2 separate regions of the Homo sapiens genome follow, and region 2 is linked to region 1. A link is a loop called in an ENCODE intact Hi-C map of the cell type or tissue named here. Cell type or tissue: heart left ventricle. All regions are shown on one strand.

What was found. A loop is a pair of places that touch in the nucleus more often than their neighbours do. Peaks named below come from ENCODE experiments on the same cell type or tissue, not always from the same donor. Only the 100,000 strongest peaks of a DNase experiment are listed, where the experiment ranks them.
Region 2: it touches region 1 in a loop (2.8-fold over the local background); 37 of 110 quality-filtered maps call a loop at or near these places.

Annotation. Positions count from the first base shown.
Region 1 is chr5:61,663,725-61,668,724 of GRCh38, forward strand. The region is part of intron 1 of LINC03122 (long intergenic non-protein coding RNA 3122); the gene reads left to right. It overlaps LINC03152 (long intergenic non-protein coding RNA 3152), which reads right to left. Exons shown (of 8, transcript NR_109910.1): 7 at 4,033-4,153. It also overlaps the pseudogene RNU6-913P. Among named protein-coding and RNA genes, the nearest start is that of LINC03122, 28 kb to the left of the region's middle. In heart left ventricle, no CTCF peak of the experiment used is centred here; a DNase peak (open chromatin) is centred at 2,627; H3K4me3 peaks cover 399 bases; H3K27ac peaks cover 557 bases.
Region 2 is chr5:60,958,064-60,963,063 of GRCh38, forward strand. All of the region lies in intron 1 of NDUFAF2 (NADH:ubiquinone oxidoreductase complex assembly factor 2), which reads left to right. Among named protein-coding and RNA genes, the nearest start is that of NDUFAF2, 15 kb to the left of the region's middle. In heart left ventricle, CTCF peaks have their summits at 1,189 (motif pointing right) and 2,764 (motif pointing left); no DNase peak of the experiment used is centred here.

The DNA of each region.
Region 1 (5,000 bases):
GAGCTTTTTATTGCTTTAATTTGCATTATTTCATTTACTCCTCAGAACTCTGTCAGTTAGTAACAGCTTGATCATGCAGATGAGTTAACGGAACCCAGAGGAAACTCGCCCAAAGTTACACAGTTAGCAGTTGGTGGAGCCAGGACTAGATGCTGGGCCTTGACTCTCAGTCCAGTGTTCTGTCTACTAGATCATTCTGTCTTTCAGATCATTCTAATCTGAGGACAGGTAGACAGGAAGATCATTCCTGATCAGGAGCATGATGCTTAGACCTAAAAGGGACCCTGTTCTGTATCTAATTCAACCCCCGTCCTCCTAAATATTCAGTGGATGTATCTAACTAAGAAAAATGCAAACTATAGGACTGTATACCTATAAATGTTATCCCTGGAAAGAAAAGTAACATTTGGTAAATGTACAAAAAATATGGGAAAAATTTGCATGTTATCCTTGTGCAGGGGCCATGCTAATCTTCTCTGTACGGTTGCAGTTTGAGTCTATGTGCTGTTAAGCAATCTCCAGAATATTTTAAAATGAATCTACGACAATAGAAAAGATCAAAGTGTGTCACATAGTAAGCATTGTTTTGTAAAACGTTTGTGTAAGTTGCATACATGTGTGCACGTGTGTGGATCAGGATGTAAAGTTTCCTTCTGACTGTGGGTTGTGCCAGCAAATGTTGGGAGCCACTGGTATGGTGGAAGGAGCCTTGGAAGTGGGTTCAAATACTTAGTTCCAGTCTCTGCTCTGCCAGCAACTACCTGTGTGAGTGTGGCCAAGGAAATTAACCCCTCAGGTACTCCATTTCCTTATTTTTTAAATGAGCAGTTTGGACGAGATTATTTTTGAGATCCATTCCTCTCAGATTCTATCAGTCTGGGGGTTCTTTCATGGCATTGCTGAAACACAGAAGTCTTCCAAATGGGGAAGGTGGGTGGAAAGAGGGGACAGGCTCAGAACAGCAAGCATGAGCCAGGTGCAGCCACGTGACTTTGCCCAAAGCAGTTGCTGCCAGTGCTCATGCTCACTGCCTGTCATCATATTGGTGGCACCCCTAGATCCTGCTGCCATGAGGGTGTGAATGATGACCATGGTTAAATCCAAATTGGAGCCTGTGGATGGCAGTGGAGGTGAGGACTGCCAAACGTATGCACCTGGTCCCAGGCTTGGCACTGTGAGGGCTCAGAAGCAGTTCTTAACGACAAGCATGATAAATACTCCAAGTGGGAAGCAAAGGAAAGGCAACTTAAATAGAACAAGTTGAAATTTAGGAGCCGTATTCCCTCTACAATCTAAGTGGCCCTGGAGTAATAAAGAACTTCTTTGGAAAAAAAAAATAAGGGAGGGGAGAAATTTCAGCAGATAAGCAATGTGAAATTCCTACTGTAACTCCTTATCTGTTGTAAACTAGCGTTTAGTTTTCTATAAAGAGCAGGGACCTGTTCTCACTTTTCACTCATTTGATGGGTAAGATGCAAAGTTAATTTCATGGTGGTGAAACACCCAAGAGGTTGCTTGCTTTCCGTTAATATAGAAGACATCTTTGACATTAACACATAGGAGATTTACATATATATATACACACACACACGAGAGCTGATAAATGCATTAAATGCATAAATTATTTATTGATCTTGAGACAGCATACAACATGACAAGAAATGAGATATATCTGTGTGATATGCTTGCACATGTAGAAATTGAAGGAGTATATTTTTTTCCTCAGGTAGAAACATAATTCCAGAAAACATTCTGCCTTTGAAGAACAAAAGTACAAAGATGTTCCAACAGTTGAAGGTTATAGTTTTGCAAAATTGCTTATTACTCATTGCATTTGGAAACAGGGCATGGAGAAGACAATCATCTTTCCCAGCCTAAATCTCTTTAGCATGCTCCAATTTCATGTCACCCGCTAGGTAAGATTTAATAAGATGTGTCTGTTGGCCTGCACAAAATCTGGTTGACAAGAGCCTTGTGTGTCATGATGCAGATCAAAAGTGGGCTTGGTTGTTGTTGAGCACGGTGTATTTTTAAAGAAATAAATTAATAATTTAAGGCCTTTTAGAACTTGTGGAGGGCACCGAACTGACAGCTTGGGGGCGGGGCCTGTCTACTGCCCAGAAGCATCATGGGTGCAAGTCTGGAAGTGTCCCCACCCAGCCCACAGGACAGCCTCCCCCAGTCTTCCTTCCACGAGACCCAGGAGAAAATGTAGCATGGTGGGTGGGTCCCAGCATGACCTGGGGTGTGCAGGAGGCACTGCTGGACAGAATGGGGAGGAAATGCGCTTGTCAGCCCCTCCTTTTGGGTAGGCGGCTGGGGAGATTTAAGAGGTGAGTACATTTCTGGTCATTACCCACCACTGCTGGAACTAAACCCAGGAACCTCATGTAGGAAGTTGGTGTAGCCACTTCTTCAGATACTCTGTTTACTTTCAAACTACAAAAACGAAACAAAATCCAAAACCAAAACAAAAAATAACTCAGAACGAAGTCTCAACAACAACAAAAAAGAAAAAGTCCACAGTCTGTGCTAACCAAGTGGCCGTTATTTTGGGCTGTGGCTGGGCTGGTGAGATGCTCTTTGGCCGTCTGTCACTGTGCACAGCAGTCTGACTGGAATTTTAGTGAGCCAGGAAAGGGATGGCTATATTTGGCCTCTGGAAGGGAAGTTGCTGAGATGGAGACCGTGCTTTGGGTCATAGGATTTGAGCCAGCAGGAGGGGAAGCAACTTGCCCCATTTCCCATTTTCAGCTGAGGAAGTGGGTGGGACAACACAGCCAAAACCTTTGTCAGGAGGAGGTCTCTAGGTGAACACACCACGCTGTTCCCAGAGGAGCTTGTTCCAGCCCAAGGAAACCAGCCTTGGTCTGACTGGCCCAGATGAGTGTGGGCTCAGCTATAGTGCCTGTAAAGCAGGATTATCGTATCTCTTGGTCTTCATTCAGCCTTTAGCACTGGATCTAGGCTTTCTCTGGTATTGTATTCATGGAAGCGTCTATGACTTGTTTACTAGTTACTATTTATGTGCCTCTATGTTTGCTCCTGGAACGTGGGCATTTTGGTTTACTTTTATGACCCACAGAGCTTCTACATACAAGGACTTTTAAAAATTTTAAAAATCAAACATTGGACTAGGTTGCCTTCCTCGTTTAAGCTGTAGGTTATGTGTACATATATATATATATATACACACACACACACATATATATACACACATATATACATATACACACACATATATACATATACACACATAACCTAGAGCTTAAATGGGAAAGGCGACCTATATGTATATGTATTATGTATACACACATAACCTAGAGCTAAAATGGGGAAGGCAATCTATATAATAAATTATTAAATCTTCAATTGTATTATAAAAAGAATGACATTCGAGTCATGATAGAAAAACAAGATTATTGTTTATAGAGGTATCACTAAAATATGCATTTTGTAAGGCTCATTGATTTATTTCCAATTCAAGAAGCAACATAGACATACAAAATGGTTCATTAGATATTCATTATACCTCCTTGGCTGCTATTATTAGAAGTGCCCATGGTGCCAATAGCAAGGTTGATGTTTTCAGGGGTGGAATCAATGCTTGAAACTCATCAATATCTTATAAGCAGTTTTGGTTTAAGGTATTTTGATGATTTCATTGAAATGTTTTACCACATTAAAAAGCTGTAACTTAAACTGTGGTGCAGGGCAGGCGCACATTAGATGATAAATAGCTTTATGTAAGATTTCAAATTTGTTAAATCTGCATTGAAGAACTACATTTGAAATTGGTTGGAAGGTTGGGTGAATTCTCTAGGTAAAAATGACATTTGTTTTACGGATCCCTCTGAAACAATTCCCCAAGAGTTTTCATTTGAATAAATCACATCTAAGTTCAGCACTCCAGAAACAGCTAGCATGGGAGAGTTGCCTTTGCTTTTCTGTTTCCTCTTTTCTGGGAAAAGAGTCAATTTCCTCATCTGTAAAGGGAGTGAGACTAGATAACCTGGAGGTCAAAGTACTTACAGCCTTTCACTTATTAATTCATTCACTTAACGCTTATTTACTGAGCAGGGGTGGGCATGTTCTGGCACTAACGGAACAGCAACATACAAAACGTAGTCCTTGTTCTGGTGGAGATGACATCCTACAAGGAGAAAGACAATAAACAGATGAGATAATTTCTTGAATAATTTACTGCTACGAACGCAGTAAAGAGTATTGTGTTGAGAAGTTGTGGGTGGATGGGTGGTGCCAGCAACTTTCTCTGAGAAAGAGTCATTTCAGCTGAAAAGAAGCCAGGAGTGAACATCTAGAGGAAGAGTATTCCAGAGAGAGGAACAGCCAGGATGAGAGGCAGTGCAATAGCATGCTAGGGGAAGAGAAGCACCCAGGTCTTCCCTTCTTGGGTCTTCTTCCCCTGCCTCTGCTGCAACTGTGAATACTGTGCTGTGAGGAAATGACTGAGGCCAAGGTGGCTGCAGAAAGAGTACAGAAGGGAGAGAAATCGGAGGATGGGGAACACTGGGGTCGGAGGTGGATAGATCTGTTACAACAGACTAGGCTGCACTTCAGTGATGAGTAAACACCCTATCTCAGTGGCTTAACCAAGCACATGTTTCTTGCTCGTGTTATGGTCTGACGCCAGTCTGATGCTCCTCTCTGAGTAGGGATACAGATTCTTGCCATCACGTGTCTCCACCATCGCAGGGTCCTTTACTTTCAGTCTCATGAATTGGAAGGGGAGAATGAGTGGAAGATTGTGTTGAATGTTTTAAAGGCCAGCCCTGTACAGGCTGCCTGACTAGAATCCAGTGACATGACTCTAATCTAATTGGTGAGCATGGAGTCAGTCTTTGCCAAAAGAGAAAAAGGCATAAAAGAAGGGATTCTACTGCTCTCCCCAAATCCTTGAAGACTTGCACTGCACATGTACCATCTTGGCCAGGAGTGCTGGTGAAGGGGTTTGGATGGGGAGGTAATGTCCTCACAGT
Region 2 (5,000 bases), 710 kb before region 1:
TTCTTTCTAAGCAAGTCTGTTCACTTGTGCTAATTCACAGGCCAGTCAGCACTGCTAAGTTTGCTTTTCATCTCATCCTGTGTCATTTGTTAATTTTCTCATGTGACAGATAGTTATTGACTACTGCTCTAAGCAAAACATCTGTTTTATGTATTTCAGAACTTTTGGCCTTAGTGTCTGACCTTTTAATGGTACCTTTGTTTTCTAGCATAGCTGTATCTCCTCTCATATATTCTTTAATAAATTCAATTGGGTTTTGGGAGATAAAGGAAGTAAACATGAATCATAGGCTATTTTAATCTGAAGTTTTCATATTTAATTTGTAACAAATTGAAAACACATTTTTTTCATTCATTTTGTTCTCAGCTACTTATAATCTTCCAATCTTTTTAGTGATACTTAAAGTAATGATAACTATTATTTATTAGGTGCTAACTCTGATTACTTAACATTTTTATAACAACCATGTAACCAGGGATTATTATCCTCATTTTAAATATGAAGTGATTGTTATGTTTCTGAATACTTAAATGTACTTTATATGCATGTGCCTGGATATAAAGTAGATGCTGAAAAAGCAGCTATTCAGTGAATTCAGATGTTTACGGACCCAGAGGCATAAAGACAAAAACAAAACAAAATATAAGAAAACCACAGAAAATGGTTTTTCTGTTAACTAGTTTTACAAAATCTTGAGACAGATGCTTAAGATATACTTTTCTTTTTATTATGGTAAATTGGCCAAATTATTCTTCAGGGACTAAAATATTCTCATTAGAAATAGGAGTATCTTTTCATAATGTCACGACGCCTCTAGTGTGGTTCAGGTTTGGATTTGGTTTAGTCAGTGTCCTAAATATAGTTTCATTGCCAGCCTCAAACTTGTTAAGATACCCAGTCATAAGGATGAATATATCAAAACCTATGTTATCCACTATTATATGTAATTGTAATCCTGCATTGTTTTAAATTATCTCACCTCATCATATTTGTATTTAGGATTTAAAATATACTAAAAATTATAATGAATTAGTATGCAGTTAAGTAGTTATTAAGGATCAAAACAAATGAAATGGTCAGAATTATAAGTCAAGTCTCTTGTTTTTAGTAGCTATTGGAAGATCATGATATATAGCTCTTTTCAATGTGATATTTTCTCTTTAACATTTGGGAAATTATGAAGACATTTCAGATTTTTCCAGTAGATGGCAGAATTGTTTTAAACATTTTAGATTCACTGTTAAATTTTTTTTGAATTGATTTGAAGGAGTAATCATTTCTCTAAAATAACTGGATGTATTTTTTCTTCCAAATAAGCCCTGCACTACTGTTTTATAAACTAACTTTTAAGATAAAGATTTTTAAATGATAATATGGATCATTCCTAATCAGTAATGCACAATGATAGAAGTGGCAATTATATTTTGAAGAATGGATAAAAAAATTTTAAATCAAACATTTAGTTTTTTCAATAGTAAGTAACATTCTTTCTTTAGTTATCAGAGATCCAGAGGTCACATGATGTAATCATCACCATGGGCATCATCAGATTGATAGAATATCCTAAAATATTTTGATTTTAGCTAAAACATGCCTTCGGTTTAGTGATATCTATAAAAAGTTGAACTTACTTTAAAATACTTTGTTGACTATAAAATAGTAATTTAAAAGTTTTTATACAGGTTGTCTCAGAGTTGTTTGAAGGTTGGATTTTTAATTTTCTGATCTTCATTTTGAAATTTCATGTCTTATGTTTTCTTCTGAGACTATTTCAAATACTTACTGAATTCCCTTAGTTCGTGTGTATATGTGTTCATGTACTTAAATATTTAATTGTATTTTGTTGAGGGGAAACAAAAACCCTTCTCCCTTACTTATACAAATAGTACCACATCTGTGTCACACTTTCAAACAGAAAAACAGGAGGATGAAATGTGTTCACAGTCGTACCTGTCAGTTCTTTATGCTTTATGCTTATGAAGTTAAGGAACCTTAATCTTGAATTCTAGTTTTCCCTGCCATAGAAATATGAAACATTTTAACAGAAATGGAACTAATAATGGATGAGTGACTAAGCTGGGTTATGTTTCTAAGTGAGGTTGAAAATATTTCATGTAAGAGAAAAAGAGTTATTTGTCTCCTTTTGTTTTGAGGGTTTTGTAATTGCTTTATATTAAGAATAGTAGTGTCAATAATAACAATAATGAGAATTAGTATTTCTTAAATACTGTGTATAGGCACTATGCCTAGCATTTGTTGTGACTCGCTGTATTTGTTGAAGAATATAATAAATGAGGGAAAATAATATGTCTAGTGTTGATTTGTCAATATCACGTAGCTATGAAACTCAATTTGCATTCTTTTTGTGTAAAACCCAGTTTCTCTGCATCAGTGTAAATCACATGAAACTATTACTTTTCATACTCCCTCACTTTTCAAAGTACTACTCAGTTCAGCAGTTCCTTTCTGCTGCTGTTTGAAGACTTTGTAAGTGTGACTTACTCTGCAAGAGTTGTAAAAGTGAGTTGACAAGGTTGCTTTTGAGATTTTTCAATTGAATTGGGTTTGGTAGAGATAGTATCTTCAGAACTATATGTCAGACTTCACTGTTTGATTGTTTGAATAAATTTCCATTCTTATAAAATGAATTGGAAATGTACCTGATTTTTTTTAAAATTAGGTTTGTTATTTTTACACTTAAAAGGCTGTTTTTTTGCTTTTATCTTTATTTCCGTTTAGGTGACTGGTGCCTCCATCTTGTGGTCCAACTCACAAATTGCATCCTTTGCTAGAGATTGTGTTTACACTTTTTTTCCCCTCAGCTGAATAAATGACAGAAAATTATTTTCTGTTTTATTTATTAAAAATATAACTCCGATTAAGCATACATTACCTTCAAAGAGGACAGAAAGTGCTCAAAAGGGACCACCTAAAGCAACCTGTTCAAGGATGAAGTCTTGTAAAATAAATTATTATTGTTGATGGTAGTGGTGATGGATGATGGTGGTGGTAGTGGTGGTGGTGGTGGTGAATGAGAGAGAGGATGAAGTTCGATTTGCTCTTTATGTTGAAAAATGAAACTTAAAGTCTTCAGCAAAATTTACTGTATAACTTGGTCAGGCATGGTGGTTCACGCCTGTAATCCTAGCACTTTGGGAGGCCAAGGCGGGTGCATCACCTGAGGTCAGGAGTTCAAGATCAGCCAGGCCAACATGGTGAAACCCTATCTCTATTAAAAATACAAAAATTAGGCCGGGCACGGTGGCTCACGCCTGTAATCCCAGCACTTTGGGAGGCCAAGGCGGGTGGGTCACGAGGTCAGGAGATCGAGACCATCCTGGCTAACACAGTGAAACCCTGTCTCTACTAAAAATACAAAAAATTAGCCGGGCATGGTGGCGGGTGCCTGTAGTCCCAGCTACTCCGGAGGCTGAGGCAGGAGAATGGCGTGAACACGGGAGGCGGAACTTGCAGTGAGCCGAGATTGTGCCACTGCACTCCAGCCTGGGCGACAGAGCAAGACTCTGTCTCAAAAAAAAAAAAAAAAAAAAAATTAGCCAGACATGGTGGCAAATGCCTGTAATTCCAGCTACTCAGGAGGCTGAGACAGGAGAATCGCTTGAACCCAGGAGGCAGAGGTTGCAGTGAGCCGAGATTGTGCCACCACACTCTAGCCTGGGCAACAGAAGGAGACTCTGTCTCAAAAAAAAAAAAAAAAAAATTTACTATGTAATTGCAACCTTAGCTAATTATTAGAATTAAGAATGAATCAGTATCTGTGGTCCTACTTAGGAAGCTTTGGTAGCAGGATCGCTTGAGCTCAGGAGTTTGAGGTTACAGTTAACTATGATTGCATCACTGCACTCCAGCCTGAGTGACACAGCAAGACTCTTTCTCTAAAAAAAAAAAAATCTTAAAAAAGAATGAATTAAGTACTATTTTTTCCTCCAGCTTTATTGAAGTTCAATTTATAAATACAAATTGTATATATTTATATTGTTGAGTATGCTTGAACACCATAAATATATGTATACATTGATATATACTTCGTGATTACCACAATCAAGCTTAGGCAACATATCTTTCACCTCACATAGTTATCTTGGTTTTTTTTTTTTGTAGTGAACAAGTACTGATTTTTTTAACATAGGTTTTCTGACAAAACTATGATAGCACAATATGACATTCTTCTTTTCACATTTGTCTCCATGGAATTAACAAAAGTGACTTTTTTTGCAAAAGTTGAAAGCATCATCAAGTTTTCTAAAGATTTTTATTACTCAGTGATTAATACTGTATTCACTGTCCTTTAAACACCTTTCATGTTCCAATTCTTATTGGTCTAACTACCTTGGCCACGTTTTCAATTAGAAAGTAATAATTTTCTCATGAAGCTATATTATTTTCATAGACTTCATGAAACTTTATCTTTTTGAGATTTGCAATTTTACTTTGCATTCACCTTGTGCTACATTCATAAACATTAGAAAATTGCGTGGTGGCTCACGCCTGTAATCCCAACACTTTGGGAGGCCGAGGTGGGCAGATCACGAGGTCAGGAGATCGAGACCATCCTGGCTAACACGGTGAAACCCCATCTCTACTAAAAAATACAAAAAATTAGCCAGGCCTGGTGGCACGCGCCTGTAGTCCCAGCTACTTTGGAGTCTGAGGCAGGAGAATTGCTTGAACCCGGGAGGCGGAGGTTGCAGTGAGCCAAGATCACACCGCTGCACTCCAGCCAAGTGACAGAGTGAGACTGCATCTTAAAAAAAAAAAAATGGAGAGACTGACTTATAAACAAAGAGATTGTCATTTATTTATTTATTTATTTATTTTTGAGACAGAGTCCTGCTCTATAGCCCAGGCTGGAGTGCAGTGGCGCGATCTCGGCTCACTGCAACCTGCGCCTTCCAGGTTCAAGTCATTCTCCTGCCTCAGCTTCCCGAGTAGTTGGAACTACAGGCACGTGCCACCATGCCTGGCTAATTTTTGTATTT